2 separate regions of the Mus musculus genome follow, and region 1 is linked to region 2. The links are chromatin loops, found by intact Hi-C in ENCODE. Cell type or tissue: gastrocnemius. All regions are shown on one strand. Each heading gives the region's core, and the rest is flanking DNA. Links, peaks and the distances in the headings are about the cores only.

Evidence for each region. A loop is a pair of places that touch in the nucleus more often than their neighbours do. Peaks named below come from ENCODE experiments on the same cell type or tissue, not always from the same donor. Only the 100,000 strongest peaks of a DNase experiment are listed, where the experiment ranks them.
Region 1: it touches region 2 in a loop (4-fold over the local background); 4 of 42 quality-filtered maps call a loop at or near these places.

Annotation. Positions count from the first base shown.
Region 1 is chr2:26,440,152-26,448,633 of GRCm38, reverse strand. Sec16a (SEC16 homolog A, endoplasmic reticulum export factor) reads left to right here and starts at 3,418. Exons shown (of 30, transcript NM_153125.2): 1 at 3,418-3,559; 2 at 6,564-8,482. The coding sequence starts at 6,633. It overlaps 0610009E02Rik (RIKEN cDNA 0610009E02 gene), which reads right to left and starts at 2,710. Exons shown (of 3, transcript NR_152209.1): 1 at 2,434-2,710. In gastrocnemius, for the core only: CTCF peaks have their summits at 2,530 and 3,524 (motif pointing left); DNase peaks (open chromatin) are centred at 2,765, 3,241 and 6,700; H3K4me3 peaks cover 5,357 bases; H3K27ac peaks cover 7,502 bases.
Region 2 is chr2:26,385,891-26,394,372 of GRCm38, reverse strand. It overlaps Entr1 (endosome associated trafficking regulator 1), which reads left to right and starts at 5,057. Exons shown (of 10, transcript NM_026563.3): 1 at 5,057-5,224; 2 at 5,308-5,457; 3 at 5,813-5,881; 4 at 6,702-6,817; 5 at 7,062-7,469; 6 at 8,310-8,383. The coding sequence starts at 5,155. It overlaps Pmpca (peptidase (mitochondrial processing) alpha), which reads right to left and starts at 5,025. Exons shown (of 13, transcript NM_173180.3): 1 at 4,941-5,025; 2 at 4,235-4,437; 3 at 4,063-4,142; 4 at 3,796-3,878; 5 at 3,195-3,289; 6 at 2,407-2,507; 7 at 1,698-1,961; 8 at 1,375-1,467; 9 at 1,169-1,287; 10 at 986-1,076; 11 at 793-855. The coding sequence starts at 5,008. In gastrocnemius, for the core only: no CTCF peak of the experiment used is centred there; DNase peaks (open chromatin) are centred at 5,044 and 5,349; H3K4me3 peaks cover 2,351 bases; H3K27ac peaks cover 1,723 bases.

The sequences.
Region 1 (8,482 bases), core at 293-8,292, 54 kb before region 2:
AAAATGTCCTCTGAGACACAGAATAAGCCAAGCCTTATGCAGGACTCTGGAAACATGAAAGAGAAGCCATAGGCCAGGAAGCTGATAGTAGTGTAGTTAACAGGTATTGTACCTGGAAGGGAGGGGCCTACTGTGGATTCTGAGCCCCTGTTATCCATGACAATTCCAGAAGCCTTCAGGAAAGTCTTGGACAGGTTCTGATTACCATCTCTTTTCATGGGTGAAAAAATGCAGGTGTCTAACACCCTTGAATCTCTGGCTTCTAGAATCTTACAGTACAGTTGGACCACCCAACAAAATCCTCAAGCCATTTATCTGTTTTAGCAGCTGGGGGAGGGGTACCCAAAGGTGTGTCCGTTCCTGTGGGGAGGAAGGGCTGCAAGCCCCATTCTCAGCAGCCCAGGAGAGGGATAAAGTGCCAGGGCTTCTCTGGTTGGTACCTTCGGTCCACAGGTCAGCCCTCACTCATACCCACAGTGAGCACCCAGGGGCCTAAGATACATGGAAGGCAGGGCTGCCAAGGTGCATCTGCCTAGTATGGAGCTCCATCTGCAAACTAGCCTTGTACTATGGGCACATGAAAAAGTGAAACTGGCCTGAGGCTCCTTTCATGCTGCCTACCACTGCTCTCAGGGGTTTGGCCTGAAGCTTCAAGAAAGGATCTCCACTCACCTTGGCCACGTGGGAGCCAGCCTGGGTGGCACACTGGTATACACTATAGGGCCTGGAAACAAATGGCATACAACTCTCCTCAGCCCATCACCTCCTTATCCTTTAGGAAACCTCCCTCCCCCCATCAGTTCTTTCTACCCCTGTAGCCCTAACACACTTTTGTCTGGGACTACTCAGGGAGCCCTGTCTCCTGGGAGCTGACACTTTCTTCTCTTCAGGTTCTATGTCCATGCTGAGGGTTTGTCAGGGGCTGAGCATGGTGCCAAAAACAGAGCAGGCACAGACTATCAGGAACACTGAGGCTGGAACCACACCTGCTAGCAGGCATGAGGGACAGAGGCTCGAGGCCAAGAGACACCCTCTCTTTACCAAGACTACTACCTCTTCCTGTAGCAGTCTTCAGAGGCCTGCCCCTGGCTTCTCAGTGCCAGAAAGGAAACAGTACCTTGTGGCCTCCTGACTCAAGGAGGCCATAAGCCCTAGAGTAAGGGATGTCAAGTACACAGCATCTAGGCTAGGACTGTCCGGGGGGAATGCACTGACAGCTACATGTGGAGTTTTATACTTCCTAGTTACATTAAAGAAAAAATATATCACGTTTAATAAGAAGTTTTATTCAACCCAATGCTCTCAGAATACTCAACATTCAATAAACACTCACCAATGAATTCTTACCTATCTGGTATGCTTTATGTTCACAGTTCACAGCTCTATGTAACTGCCCAGGGGCCACCACACCAGACAGTGCAGCCTGGGAGAGGCTGACTGGGTAGCACTACAAAGAATACATGGTTACCAAGTGCTGGTCACAGTGTCAGAAGCCACAGGGAGTTCTGACACAGCCTTCATGCATGGGAGTCCTGTGTGCTCTGTAGTGCAGCCTAGGCTATAACAGCTTTGTACCAGATGCTGACTACATAGGACTCCAGGGAACTGGGGATGATGTGCCCAACTTCCAAATAAACGAAGAGTCCCCAGGCAAAGTGGAGGTACCCATGTAATGGTGGGGGCACCCATAAACTCAGGAGTCACCATTTGCCCTGCCTGCCTCAGGCAGTCCCAGTTTGTGCCCATTGCCTTTGCATATGCATTAAAGTACGCCATTCAAGTCCTCAAACTACCCAGTGGCTCTCCTGATGCCCAGAGAGGTTTCAGTCAACAGAGCAGGGCATATGGGCACAGACTGGGCCTAAAACCGGAGTCTGTCACTCAGAGGCCAGGTTAGCTTGGCTGCATGATGCCAGCCAGTCTATAGCAGGCATCGAGTCCTGTCCCTACCTTAGGATGGAGTCAGAGATGGGAGCCAGCACAGCTGTCCCTTTAACATCTCTACCCTTGGGGGCCTGAGAGTGGAGACCTTGCATTTTATTATTTATTTATTTGTTTGTTTATTTATTTAGACGAGGCCTTGCTATTATTTAGCTCTAGCCATCCTAGGGTTGGGGTTGCTGCTTCTTTTTAGGGACTTAAAGTTGAGTCTACCATGTGTTCAGAAAGAGTTTGGAAACCTGGCTCTCTAAAGATAAATGTTAGCTTTACAGAGTGACCCACAGTGCCACGTCAGAGGACATGAAGCTGGCCCTCAGTTCTCCCGGCTATGCTTGCGTGTCTGAGCGCTGGCCAGCTCCACCACACTCCCTCCTTCCCTGCCTCTGGGTTCGCCACTGACCAGGCGGCTTCGCAGGGGCACCGCCTTCTCACGCTCTCTGGAGTACAGGTGAGGGAGCCAGGCCTGGTCACTTCCCCGATGACAGCACCCACCTTTTCCGGAGAGCCTCTGCTCCGACAGACAGACCTGCTGACATCCCTGGTCTAAGTCCAGCGTTCCGCCGTGGGCTTTAGGCCGCGCCCTGCCGGGAGGAGTCGCAATGGAGTTTGAAGGACTTGGCCTCCAGGCTCTGGCTTCTCTCCTCTAGCAAAGGTTGGAGGGGAATGGGGGTGGTGGTGGTGAGAGTTCCTACTAGCACCAGGAAAGGCATTTGCTTAATCACGCGAACTGCGCCGGGCAGGCTCCAGCAAAGAGCCGTAGCCAAGCAACGGGTACAGCTCCGCGCACGCGCCTGTCCAGCCCGCAGAAGTCGACCGCCTAGCTACTCGAGCAGGGTGGCGCACGCGTAGTCGCCCCCGCCGGCAACCAAGAGAACCCAACGGAAAAATGGGGAGGGGGCAAGCGAGAGGGCCCGCTGGGGCTCTGGACTCAGCGGAACTTCTGGCTTTGGTTTTTCAAGACTGATTCTCCCCGGGGATCTGGATTGAAGAATCCTGTCCAGTCAAATCCTAGAACAGGAAGACTGTAGGACAGAACCAGCGTAACCAGGGCGACGTGAAGAGGCGGGGCCCGCGCTCCTGGCTCCGCAAGTGGGTGAGGGCGGGGCCACGGGGGTGGAGCTGTAAGTGACTGACGCAAGAGGGGCGGGCCTATGGGTGGGACGAAGAGATGAGGCGGCAAAAGACTGGAGACGAACGAAAGGCGGAGTCAAAAGGGACACTACGAAAGGCTCTTAAGGGGAATGGGCGGGGCAGCTCCTGGGGGGCGGAACAAAAGGATGAAGCAGTGCAAAACTGGACGGGAGAGGGGGCGGAGCCCAAGGGGGCGTGGTATGATTGACGCGCCGAAGACGTGTACGGAGCGCGGCCAAGAGGGCCGGGCAGGGGGGGCGGGGCAATGGGTGAAGCAGCGAAAGACTGGAAGAAGCAAGAGGAGGGGCAATTAAGGGGCGGGGCGCGCTGACGTCTCCTTCGGACACGTCGGCGGCGGCACCTGGAGCCGGATGTGCCAAGATGGCTGCGGCTGCTGCTGGGAACGCGCTAGTTCCCCCTACTGCCGCCGCCGTCGCCGGCTGGGTTTCAGTTCGCGGCGCCTGAGAAGCCAACCACAGCTCACAGGGTGAGGGCTGAGTGTATGGAGCACGGTGGAGGCCCGAGGGTGGGCGAGGCTGCGGAGGCCAAGCAGGCTCAGTGAGCATCGGGCCTAGCCCGGAGTGGCGAGCGCATTTAAAGAGACACAGTCAGGCCTGGGGAGAACGACAGTACCGGGCCGCCTGGTGCTGAGACACCGGACAGGTTACGGGCCGTGTCGCCTTGGTGGGTTGTCTAAGGGGCTCGTGGTTTCCCAGACCTGACGGGAGACAGATACCTGGTCAGGGCTTCGGGAACTGGTTGGCCGCTGGGGAAGGTGTGTTAACATGGCCAGACTGTGACACCTCCGAGGAAGCCCGCAACTCATTTAAAACGAAGAAAGTGCAGGAAATTGCCAAGCTTGACTTTTGCTGGGTTCTGAAGATATTTGATTCTCGTTGGCTCGAAGACTTCCTCAGAAGTTGATGATCATGGGACACATTTTCATTTGAAACAGGGAGTAGCAGCGTTTATTTGTAATCTCTTGGCCGGCGGAGCAGGATGTCGCAAGGGAGGTCGTGATTTGTTTTTTACCAAGGTGTAGAAAAATGTCGGCTTGGCTGTGGAGCGTCCTGTAGATAACTCTGGCTGTTGTGCTTACACAGGTTTTTAAATGGCATGTAGGATGGTCGCGCACTGAAGGAAAGATTTCCTTTCAAAAGTGTTGACTAGAGGCGTTTTCCATTCTGAGTTTGGCAGTAAGAAACAGCAGACTCACAGATTACTGTTCCTTCAGGTCCTTTTGCAAGGTGCAGCACAGTGCAGCTTCCTTACACGTTGTCCACGTTCCCTTCCTAGGGTTTCAGTGCTCATGTCTTGCAGATTTTGGTATCCCGTCTTGCTTTTATAAGCAAACATGAATGTCCATGTTTCCTGTGTGTCTTCCTCACATAGTGTATAGCTTTTTCTCTTCTGCAAATGCCTTCTTCAACATTTAAAGGGTTCCGGCTCAGATTTTGACTTAGAAGGGAGGTGTTTATCTTGTCTGTCTGATAAGAGTATCACAGACAGTCACCATGGGGGAGATTGTTGGCGAGTGGAGCTCACTAATGTTCTTGGGTTCCCCTGTGTTCTACAGTTTACAGCTGTTAAGGCTGGCAGTGAAAGGATCAGGGGATGTTTAAAATACCTCAGTCACATAGAGTCATACTTAAAATGTCTTGTGTAAGTATGTATAGAGATGTGAGGTAGTTGAGCTACAGAGCTGGGTTCATGAATAATGCATCTGAGATCAGTAGGTCTCACTGAAACAGGTGCTTTTTTGAAAAGTAGATAACTGGCTGAACAGAATAAAAGTGTCTATAATCCTGAGATAAGTAGTAGGCAGTTCATTATCTTTCTGTTGGTAAGTAAAGACGATTAAAAGAATAATGTTCAAGTTGCAAGATTATTTCACCTGAAACAGGCATATTGTGGAAAAGGTCTCTGTATAGGAGCTGTAGGTCTTTGTAGGGGATAGTGTTAGCTCATAAAACACCCATTAAAGTTGAGAAAATAATTTCAAATTTCTGCAAACAAAATAGTTAAGTATAAATTTAGGCAATTTGGATTCTCGTAGGCAGCATTAGGGATCGGGCCCTTGAAAGAATATATGGCCAAAATCTTAATAGTGAATTCAGAAGACACTTGAGCGTGAAAAGATCTTGTTCTCTCATCTTGTGAACTAGCTGCAGAGAGGTAGTTGCCCTTAGCTGCTCAATGGATACCCAGCCTATTGACACTTGATGCATCAGCCGTGTGTTGTTTATTATATTTTAGTTTAGTTTTTGCTTGATTGTTTGTTTGTTTTTATTTGTGTGATGTGTTAAGATGATGGACAGCCTCAGCTGCTTTTTATGCCAGCCAGGTTTCAGGAGGAACTTAAAAGTCTGTGTTTTCGGGCCAGGTCCAGATCCATGTTATTGTGTCTATGGCTGCTCAGCAGCTGGTCAGATAAATAGGGGTGGCAACTCTTCTTCCACTTTTGGTTCAGGTGAAGTGAAGCAGCAATGGTCTTTATTATGTAAAATGGCAAGTTAGAGCCTAATGAATTCCTGGCATTGCTTCTAATTGAAGTTCCATTGTAGTCTTTAGTCAGGTGCTAGTCAGTTGATAGGATCCTCTGTTGACAGAGGAAGGAGTATATGTGGGCAATAATGGAACTGAGCTAATAGATTAATAGAACTAACATTTAGGTAGGGATTAGAGACCTTTTGTAAATTGCTTTATTTAAAATACATATATCAATTGTTTGGTTTTAAATCTGATTATCAAAAAGATATCCAAGAACAAAGTATACATCTGTGAATTAAACTGCCTTTGCTTTATTTCTTTGTGGATTAGCCAAACAAATTTCTTCTTGAGGGTGGTGCCATAAAGAAGGACTGACACAAAGAAAAGGGCTTTTAAGGTGTTACGCTTGAATTGTGTCTTGTTCAAAAATAAAAAACACTGGTGAGAATCTTGTCCTATCTCATACCACCCCCTGAGGGTTTGTTGGGATCTCCCTGTTGGAAATGTGAGACCAGTAAAACTGCTGTAAATGTCCTTGGGATTTTTAGTTGCAGCTGTGTTACAACTTCAGTGGTCAGAGGCAACTTTGTTTCGCTGTTCTCAGAAGACTACCCTAAACATTTCACTTGGTGGGGTAAATGCGTTTAGTAACTTTATAACTGTTTTAGGAAGTGTAAACTCTAATAGACTTAAAAGTAACATTACAAAAAGCACATTATGTGTGCTTTTTCTTATTAGTGGAGTTGGCTCTTTCTGGATGTGGTAGTTGGTAGTGTTGGCCTAAAGAAGTGTCAAGGACTATGGAACATGGTAATCTGTCAGACTGGCAACAGGTTGTTCCTTGTCCCTGATGATGTGGGGCTGGGATGTGGAGAGATGGAGTCTTGGGTATTTAAATGATTTGAAATCACATTTAGTCTTGTTCTTTTCATAGTTGTATTGATTATAGCCAGGACTGTGAGTCTATAGTTCTTATGTTCTTCTTCTCTTTTCTTTTTTAGCACAAATTAAAGAAAAGCTCTACTCTGCCCCCTTGATAAGCAGCATCTCCTTGTGGAAAAGACTCCAACATGCAGCCACCACCTCAGGCAGTCCCGTCTGGGGTGGCTGGACCACCCCCAGCTGGGAATCCTCGGAGCATGTTCTGGGCCAACAGCCCTTACAGGAAGCCAGCCAATAATGCACCAGTGGCTCCCATAACACGCCCATTGCAGCCAGTAACGGATCCGTTTGCTTTTAATAGACAGACTCTTCAAAACACACCAGTAGGAAGTTCATCCAAAAGCAGCCTGCCCAATTTGCCTGGCCCAGCCCTCTCTGTTTTTTCTCAGTGGCCTGGTTTGCCTGTGACTCCCACAAATGCTGGGGATAGCTCCACAGGATTGCATGAGCCTCTGTCAGGAACTCTGTCACAGCCTAGAGCAGATGCCAGTCTATTTCCTCCTGCATCTACCCCTTCTTCACTCCCTGGGCTGGAGGTGAGCAGGAATGCTGAGGCTGATCCCAGCTCAGGACATGAAGTCCAGATGCTGCCACATTCAGCTCACTACATTCCAGGAGTGGGTCCTGAGCAGCCTCTCGGGGGCCAAATGAATGACAGTGGGTCCGGGCCTGACCAACCCATGAATAGGCATGCCCCCCATGATGGTGCCGTGACCCACGCAGCATCTCCTTTCCTCCCTCAGCCACAGATGCCAGGTCAGTGGGGGCCTGCACAAGGAGGCCCTCAGCCCTCCTATCAGCATCACTCACCCTACCTGGAGGGACCTGTTCAGAACATGGGGCTCCAGGCTGCCAGCTTGCCCCATTTTCCCCCTCCATCTAGTCTACACCAGGGACCTGGCCATGAGTCTCATGCCCCACAAACATTTACTCCAGCATCCTTGGCCAGTGGTGAAGGGAATGAGATAGTTCACCAGCAAAGTAAAAATCACCCATTGAGTAGCTTCCCCCCTAAACACACTTTTGAGCAGAATTCCAGAATTGGGAATATGTGGGCAAGCCCAGAGTTGAAGCAGAATCCGGGAGTGAATAAAGAGCATCTGCTAGACCCTGCCCATGTCAATCCCTTCACTCAGGGAAATAGTCCTGAAAACCAGGCGCATCATCCCCCAGTGGCAGCAACTAACCATGCCCTGCAAGAAGCAGCCTCTGGAGCTCTCTCAATGTTTTTTCAAGGGGAAGAGACAGAGAATGAGGAAAATCTCTCATCTGAAAAAGCAGGCCTCGATAAGAGATTGAACTTGGATAGCTTTTCTTCTACCTCCAGACTGGGCCATCCACCACCACCTGGAGCTAGTGGTGTCTACCAGGCCTTTCCTAGAGGCCCTAGCAGTGAGGCTGCGCAGGAAGGAGATGCGCAACCTTATTTTTCGCAGTCTGTGGGCGTCCGTCTTGACAAACAGAGCACTGTGCCCCCTGCTAATGATGCATGGGGTGATGTTCCGGGGACCGGGACCCGCTGTGCCAGTGGGCCACAGTGTGAGAATGTTGAGAACTTAGAATTTGTTCAGAATCAAGAAGTTTTGCCCCGTGAGACCCTGAGTGTGGATCCCTTCCCCCTGAGTGATCAGATCCGATATGGGCCCCTTCCTGGGCCAGCTGCCTCCAGGCCTGCTACTGTGGGCCTCACCAGAGGTGGGGGGCTAAATCTTGAGGCCCCAGACACACCACTGCACCCTACACGACCTGACAGTGTGTCATCCAGCTACAGCAGCCATAGCCACAGAAGTCCTCCTGGGTCAGCCAGACCCCAAGAATTGGTGGGCACATTCATTCAGCAAGAAGTTGGGAAACTTGAAGATGATACTTCAGGGAGTTTTTTTAAGCAAATTGATTCTTCTCCTGTTGGAGGTGAAACAGATGAGGTGACTGGGAGCCAAAATTGCTGCAGCAGTCTGTCCCAGCCTTCAACCCCAAG
Region 2 (8,482 bases), core at 409-8,408:
TTAGTGGAAATATAGAGCATTAATTTTGGCTGTGCTGGGGGTGAACCCCAGGGTCTTGAGCATACTTAGTAAGCTCTCTACCACTGAGCCATACTCCCAGACCCAGTCAGTCTTATTACACATTACTTTAGGCTGACCTTGAACTCATCACCTCCTACCTCTCCTTCCTGAGAGCTGAGGTCAGAGACATGCATATGCATTAATTGCTTTGCTTTGCAGTAGTTTTCATTTTTAAGCAGATTTTTATTTTTTCAATAATGTTGCCTTTTCCTCCTTAAAAAGCCAGGATGTGGTATCTGACCACTGAAGAAAACTTGCACTATGCTGAAAGACAAAAATGCATGCTCAAGGAAATCACCTTGCTTTTATAAGCTCTGGCCCAGGAAGTAACAAAATTTCCAAACATTAACTAAAAGACAGCCAGGCAGTGGTAGTGTATACCTTTAATCCCAGTAGTTGGGAAGCCAATCAGGTGGCTCTGAGTTCAAGACCAGCCTGGTCTACAGAGCAAGTTCCAGGACAGACAGACAGCCCACAACATAGAAACTTCATTTCCAAAAAAAAAGTCAACACAAACTTGGGTTCCAACATAAAATGGAGCCAAGAAAGGCCTGGGAAAAATCCCCGCATTATTGTCTGTCTTGTACAATGATGCTTTAGCGCATGGCCATTCTGTAGGAACAACTCAAGAGAGGGACACTGCCCTCGGGGAGGCACTAGGGAGGCTCAGCCTGTGGCTCTTTCAGCCGAGTGACTTGCTACATCAGGTGCACAGGATGCTCCAGGCCTTACCAAATCCACCGTCCTGCCCATCAAGATAAACTCCTTTGTGATGATTTCTACCATTTCTCGAACCTACAAAAGAACATAAGATGAGGGTGTGAGCTGCAGCCCTGGCCTGCTGACCCCTCAAGTGCACCCCTGCTCCCCACCCAGAGCTCTGGTACACTGAAGTGGGCGAGACAGACAGGGGTGCTGTCCTCACTTGTCTTGGGTCTGCGCTGGCATGAATGCACAGGAGGCCTGTATCTTCATAGCTGTGGTGGTAGGAGGTTGCATTGTACATCCAGTGGTGCCTGTGAAGGGGGGACATATGGTGTCCAGTGAAGGTGACAGGAAACCTGGAAGGTGTCAGCACAGTCAATGCTCTCAGCAGCCTAGTACCCACCGATTGAGCACATTGAGGTAGAGCCTGGAGAACATGCCTTTGCCAGGCCCTCCAGCTGAGAAGGAGCCCCCTCCTCCCATCATCATATTCAGCACAGCAAAGGGGATGAAGTCGTCCTCCTATGGAATGCAGAACCATACCAGTCAGTGTCAGTCGGCCATAGTTGCTTGACCCCACTGGTGCACCCGACCTATACCTGGACTCACCAGGAAGGAACAGCTCTCCAGTCCCACCATGATGTGTGTGAGCTCTGGAATTGGGGTTGGGCCAAGGCTGACATTTGACATGTCTCTTTCCACCTGTAAACAACCAGACACATGTCAATAAAGCCAGCAAACATCTACTACAAAAACAGCCACACTCAATCAGACACCAGGTGACCTCAGCCCTGTCACCTCTTGCTTTGAACAGGGGATGTGTTCATACTGTCATAGTGCTGGATTGTACACTAAGGAGAAGCATAAACACATTCATCAACACACCCAGAGAATACATGGCACAAGTCCTGAGACTTTTCCTGCCAAGTTACCTTGATGATCCCCCCAGTGTACTGTGCCACTGATCTGTCAACGTCCACCGTTCCAGGGGCTCCCCAGGCAGGCTCGGCTCCCACGAGGTACTTTCTGGCACATTCTACTAGGTGCTCATGCTCCACGCCCACCCCAGCAAGCACCATGCGGTCAGGGGTGTAGTAGTTCTTTAGGTAGGAGTGCAGCACTTCCCGATCGATCTTCGCTATGTTCTCTACAGGGCAGAACCGGTGCAGACCCACTGTGTTCTCCCTAAAAGCAGCCTGCAGCAGGCAGGAGGAGAACAAACCCAAGGGAGAAAAACAATCAGGTCCCCGCCTCGGCCTATGACCACATCTGCCACAAAAAGACTGGGCAGTATCTCCAGTTTGGCTCCGTGTCTGGAAGCAGCAAGTTTACCCCAAAGAGAAGATTTGAAAAACACAAGAAGAGCCACACAGATGGAATGGTAATGACTGTGGTACCCTAAGTGGGAACAGCTACCACTGCAGACATGGCAGGCTCAGAAGAATACAGCTATGAGAGCTCGCTCATGTGCCCACAATCTTAGCACACAGGAAGCCAAGGCAGGGAGGTTATGAATTCAACACCAAATCTGAACCAAAAGCAACTATCACAAAAACAAAACAAAAACAAAAAACCCCAGGAAGCTAAGCCTGTTCTGTGACCCTAACCACCCGCAAGGCCAACAGCAGGGAGAGGTTTTACTTCATGAATCATCTCGGTGAGCAGTGGCTCTGGGTCAGGTCTCATGTTCAGGTCCTCTAGTTCAAACTGCACAGCCATCCTCGTCATCTCAATTTCTTCATCTGCAAGAGTCCAGACAAGGGTTTGGCCTGAACCAGCAAGGAAGAAGACAGCACTGACCTGAGCAGCCGGGCCTGGCTAGGTGCTTGCTATCGTGCTAGCAAAAGCTCTGGAGCACCTGCAAGGGAGGAGGCCAGATGAAAATTAGGGCCCCCGGCCTCTTGTCTTTTTCTGTTCTGCAGACCTTTGGACCTGCTCCAAGCTCTGCTGCTTCACCTGCTGTCTGTTCCAAAACACACCTGTGAGGACACAAGGTGGCTGTGGTAACACTTAGGAACCAGACACCCCCTGAGTCAGGGCTCCATTCCTCCGCTGGAGACATGCGGCCAGGCTGCTGTGAAACTGGGCAAAAAGCAGCTGGCAGGGCTAGCTGCTGCGCCCTCTCCCATCCTAACAGGACTCAAAGACTCGGAGGATAAAGGAGACCAGGCAAGAGAAACTTCTGTAGGCATGGCATTCATGCTTACACACGGGATGAGGGACATTTCTGAGCAGAACTTTAGTAAACCCTTTAAGGTCTCGTTTAGATATATTAAAGGATGAAACATTGTGTAGAACACTGCAGGCTTGTTTCAGCACTGGCACTCTCCAATGATTGGCACATGAGTGCCCGGCTCTAACAGTGCCTCCCCACAGGAAGTTATAGCCCTTCCAAAGCTCCTCCTGACCACCCAGCCTCAGAGCCACACCTGTCAGTCGGGGGTGCAGAACCACATCAGCCAACAGATCCACCACAGTGTCCAAGCCTTTGCTGTCAGCAGACACAGCATACATGGTGGTGTCTCTGAAAGGAAATAAGCCACAATAGCAGGTGCATGGTTTACACCAGATAACAACTCAGTCACTGAGGCCCTTCATGCCAGCAAAGACACTACCACTACCTCTTTCTTGGGTGTGAAGGCCTTCTGGGAGCCACAACTGCCCACAGTGAAGCTCTCCATGAGATACTTTGGAACCAGAGGAAACTGGTTCTCCTCTCTTCACAGAGGAAGTCTCTCACTCAGGGCTTCCTAGGCCTGGACAAATAACCAGCTGGTCTAAATGAAGACTGGTTTCACATGGACACATGCCCAGCTTCAGATAGCCAGCAGCAGCCTGCCTGTTTAGCTTAGCATTCTTCCCAGGTAAAGGCCTGGACAATTAAAGGTCAAAGGATGTCAGAGAAGAAACTAGTATGGAATGCTTTCTGTCCCCAACATCAGGCATGCTGTGGATTTTCAGAGAGACTCTAAGAGACTCTGACCAAGGATGAGGAGGACATGATGAGGAGGACAGATGGACATGAAATACCTTGAGGTCTGGCAGTCACAGATACCACCATGTTTTTCCAGCGTAAGCAGGATTTCGTCTTTGCTGTCAAATCGAGCAGTGGACTATAAAAATAATTAAGCTTAAGTAAATAACCCAAAATCCATTAAGTGTACATTTGCTTTCAAACACACAAAATCATGTCAGAAGTCTTTTGTGAGCACCAACTTCATATTCAGATCCTTAACTAATACAAGTTCTTAAAAAGGAAAACTGAAAACTTATAAAAATTACAAATTAGACACTGACCGAAAATGCCAATTTTTCCAAAAAATGAGCTATTCCACTAAGATATTTCGCTTCATATCGTGATCCTGAATTAATAAGAACTGGTAATAAAAAGAAAATGGACAGGTTAAGCCAAATATTCAAAACATTTAATCAACAGAAAGTTTTCAAAACAATGGCCAATAGAACTTACTTCCTACGGTACAGAATTGTCCAAACTTATTTTGAGATGCCACACGAAGCCCATTGTCCAGAGTGGTAACTTTGGTTTCAAACTTTTCCTGTCCATCAACTGTTGCAAAAATAGGCTTGGGTACTCCAGGCAAGGGAGAAGAGAGGGGGATGTTGGGGTAGGTGGCACCACTGCTGAACCGTCTGTGTGCAGGAGATCCAAACCTACAGCAGAGCAGCAAAATATTTAGTCTTATTTTATGTCACGGATGTATGTTCATCACAGGCATGCCCGTTGTCCATGGAGGTCAGAAGAGGGCTTTGGATCCCCTGGATAGTGGAGTTATAGATAGATGGTTGTGAGCCACCAAATGGGCGCTGGTAGCCAAACCCAGGGGAAGCAGTCAGTAGGCCTAACTACTGAGCCATCTCTTCGACCCCGGTCTTTGGGGCTTCACTGTCCACTCTGATCAGCAGGCTGCGTGAGAAACGAGTTCCTGTGCATATGGGCCTGGGCAAGCCCGGCCCCTCAGGGCTTCGCTTTGGTCTAAAGGCTCCAGCCGAGGGACTCTGCCGACCACTCCCAACCAGGTTCCAGTCCCCAGCTCCTTCTCCAGGCCCAAGGCGCCTGTGCTCTGATCCAGAGGCCCATTCTTCTCTTCCAGTTCCCCCCGGTACCAACTCCCCCGAGTCCTCCCTTCCTCGCACCGAGACAGGCCTCGGCTCACCTGGGCCGCGCGCACAGCACCGCAGATCCCCGAAGCAGCCGCGCAGCCGCCCACACTGCCGTCGCCATCGCGCCGCCGCGCTTCTGCGGTCACTTCCGCTTCCGACCCCGCCCCGCGGCGTTCGGCGCTGGCTTCCGGCCCGCCGAGCCGGATGAGGCAGGGGCCGGCGACTGCCTTGCGGGCCATGGGGCCGCGGCCGGGTTAGGGCGCGGCGATGTCGGGCTACGCGCGGCGGCAGGGCGCGCCCCCTCTATCGCGGACGCGGAGCCTTGTGGTTCCCGACGGTGAGCGGCGCGCGGCTGGGGCAGGGCCGGGGGGCGCGGGCGGCGGCGGCCCGCGGTGAAGCCGCTCTCGTTGTCGCTTACAGCTCCTGCGTTCTATGAGCGCCGGTCTTGTCTCCCCCAGCTAGACTGTGAGCGCCCCCATGGCGGGGACCTGCACCCCCATCTCTTCGGCTTTCGGCCGACGTTTATGTGCTATGTGCCCAGCCCGGTGCTGGCTTCGGTAGGAGACACAGGTGAGAGTCGGTCGGGGCGCCGGCCACAGTGCGGAGCTGGGCAGCGCGGGGAGCCCTCCCCACAGCCCGCCCGCCCGCCTCAAGGCAGGAAGGTAGTGCCTGGTGGAGCTCGGAGGCCACTTAAGCCCACCGGCTTGGGCAAGGCCAGGGGCTGGACCTAGCGGGTCTGCGTTCCACCTGCAGCTGCTCTTAGAGCGCGCAGGGATGTGTAGTTTACCGCATCCAGCCTCAGAAGACAGCTTTCTAGTCCCAGACTCAGTGGGAGTCAGGCGTCTGCGGTCTTCACCTCCCTGGACAAACGCTGCAGTCATAAGGCTTGCTGTGATCACGGTGAGCTGACCATGTCTTTTTGCAGGTTTTGGCTATGGAAAGGGGAAATGTACTAACCAAGGTCCTTCGGGAGCCCCTGAGACGCGCTTTGGAGGTAGAGTAGCTCAGTGGGTCTTCTTTCCCTCTTAGACTCAGTGCCTGGCAGGGGTCTGGCCATGGGCTTTCAGGATGACAGGGTTTAAGGGGTATATACCTGGAGCCCAAAAGAGCAGTGGAGCCGGGCAGTGGTGGCGCACGCCTTTAATCCCAGCACTTGGGAGGCAGAGGTAGGCGGATTTCTGAGTTCGAGGTCAGCCTGGTCTACAGAGTGAGTTCCAGGACAGCCAGGGCTACACAGAGAAACCCTGTCTTGAAAAACCAAGAAAAAGAAAAAAGCGACATAAGATGTAGGTGTTATGAGACCCACATAAGCAACTGAGTCTGATAGGTGTGGAGGTAGAGGCTGGTCAACTAGGGTAGTTGGAGAGAAGGTCAGAGGAAGGGATGGCATAGAGCAGTTCCTGAGATGCACTGTGGCATCTCAGCAGCTTTGAATCGCCTACAGTAGCCTTCAGCCCACTGTGTTGTGTGTTTGTGTGTGCGCACAGGGGGTAGTATGTGTAGGGGGGTGGAGTGAAGTCAGCCTCAGCAACCTACAGGCTTTACTGGGGAACTGGGCATATGACTCAGAGGTAGATCAGTTACCTGAATGTGGGTGGACCCCTGGACTTGACCTTTGTTTGGCACAGCATTTTTTGTTTCTTTTAAAGTGGCAAGGGTTGTCTCAAGGAGGCCAAAGGGTGAGAGCCTGCATATTCTCTAACCTCTTTGGCAGCTCTCATGTTCTGTAATGTTCTTTGAGTTACAGTTGAAACGTGATGGTAACACAGGATGTTGGGCCCTTTCACAGTCTTCTGTGGTGTTCGTTTTTTCAGGTGACAAACTTGAAGACCTTGAAGAAGCCAATCCATTCTCCTTCAAAGAGTTTTTGAAAACCAAGAACCTCAGCCTGTCAAAAGAAGACACGACCACCAGCCGAATTTACCCAAAGGTACATCTGGGAAGCTGTCAGTGGTTGCCTTAAAGGACATCTCTTGTACCTTACAGCTTTGGAGGCAGACACTTGAGTGTGGGGAGCAAAGCAGGACAGATATGGCTGCTGACAGAGAGACTGTGTATGGGTGGAACAGCTGCTTGGCCCCCTTTTGGTAGATGAGATGGGCCTTCTTTGTGGGAGCATAGAGAAGGCTGAGCATTGGCTTCCAGTCTGCAGTGTTTCTCTCCACTGTTTTTAGGAAGCCTCAAGGCACCCACTGGGACTAGAGCACAGCTCCCCTGCCTCCCAGCTCATGGGATATGGCCTGGAATCTCAGCAGCCATTTTTTGAAGACCCAACAAGAGCCAGCAACCTAGAGGAGGATGAAGATGATGGATGGAATATAACCTACTTGCCATCTGCCGTGGATCAGACTCATTCCTCTAGAGACACACAGGACTCACCGCCCTGTGACACCTACCTTTCCTTTTTCTCCAACTCGTCAGAGCTGGCATGTCCCGAGTCTTTGCCCCCATGGACGCTGAGTGACACCGACTCCAGGATCTCCCCAGCGTCTCCAGCTGGGAGTCCTAATGCAGACTTTGCAGCTCATGAAGAATCCCTAGGGGACAGACACCTGCGGACGCTGCAGATAAGTTATGAAGCAGTAAGTGAGGGCAGTGTGGCACCCAACACAGCTGAGCTGTGTTGTGGAGAGGAGCTGCAGTCATCTACTTCCTGGGTGGCCTGGGCTCAATGCCACGGACAAGGCAGTTAGTCATATAATGGCTTGATGTAGAATTGCCCTGAAGAGGGGTCTAAAGATAGAGATAATAGATAGCTCAGTGGTAATTTTCTCCTAGCACTTGGAAAGTCCTGGGTTAGATCCTGAATGCTGAAAAATAAGAGAGAAAAAGGAATTTCTCTATGGAGAGCTCTTCCTTGGGTTGGTTTTGGCTGTGCAGTTAGTATAGCAGACTGAGAAGTACTGTGGTGAGGTCACAGGCAGGCAGACACGAGCTAGCATGAAGAAATGGTCTATTGGAAGTGTTGGCTAAGAGTCATCTTGCTGAATGCCCCACATGATGGAAGGCCTTAAAACCATAAGTCACCTAGAAAAAGTAAAGTGTGTGGCCACAGGTCATCTTCTCCTCCTCCATCACTTGAGGGTGATGCCATTTGACCTGAGCTGTTTATGTTCCAGAGCTGGGCATGGAAGTACGCAACTGTCATCCCAGCGCTGGAAGGTGAAGGCAGGAGGAAGAGACGTGCAAGGCCATTCTTGGCTACATGGGAACAAGTAAAGGGCAAACTAGGTTGCAGGAGATGCTGTCTCAAAAAGACATTTCATGGACACATGGGATGCATCTTCATACCTCTTGGCCCGCCCCGAATGCATAAGGCTCCACCTCCAGACCCACAAAAGAGAATATTTCAGAACAGAAGCATGTTCGCTTGTGAGGGAGACATACCGGGTGTCTAATGAGGACTTTTTTTTTTTCTACAGCTGAAAGATGAAAACTCTAAGCTCAGAAGAAAGCTAAATGAGGTTCAGAGCTTCTCTGAAACTCAAACAGAAATGTATGTAAACTTGTAGTTGGGCATCACCTTAAACCCTCCTCTACCATTCAGGGAACCTGGCTCCACGGGCTGAGGAGCCTTGCTGCTTGTCATCCCTAG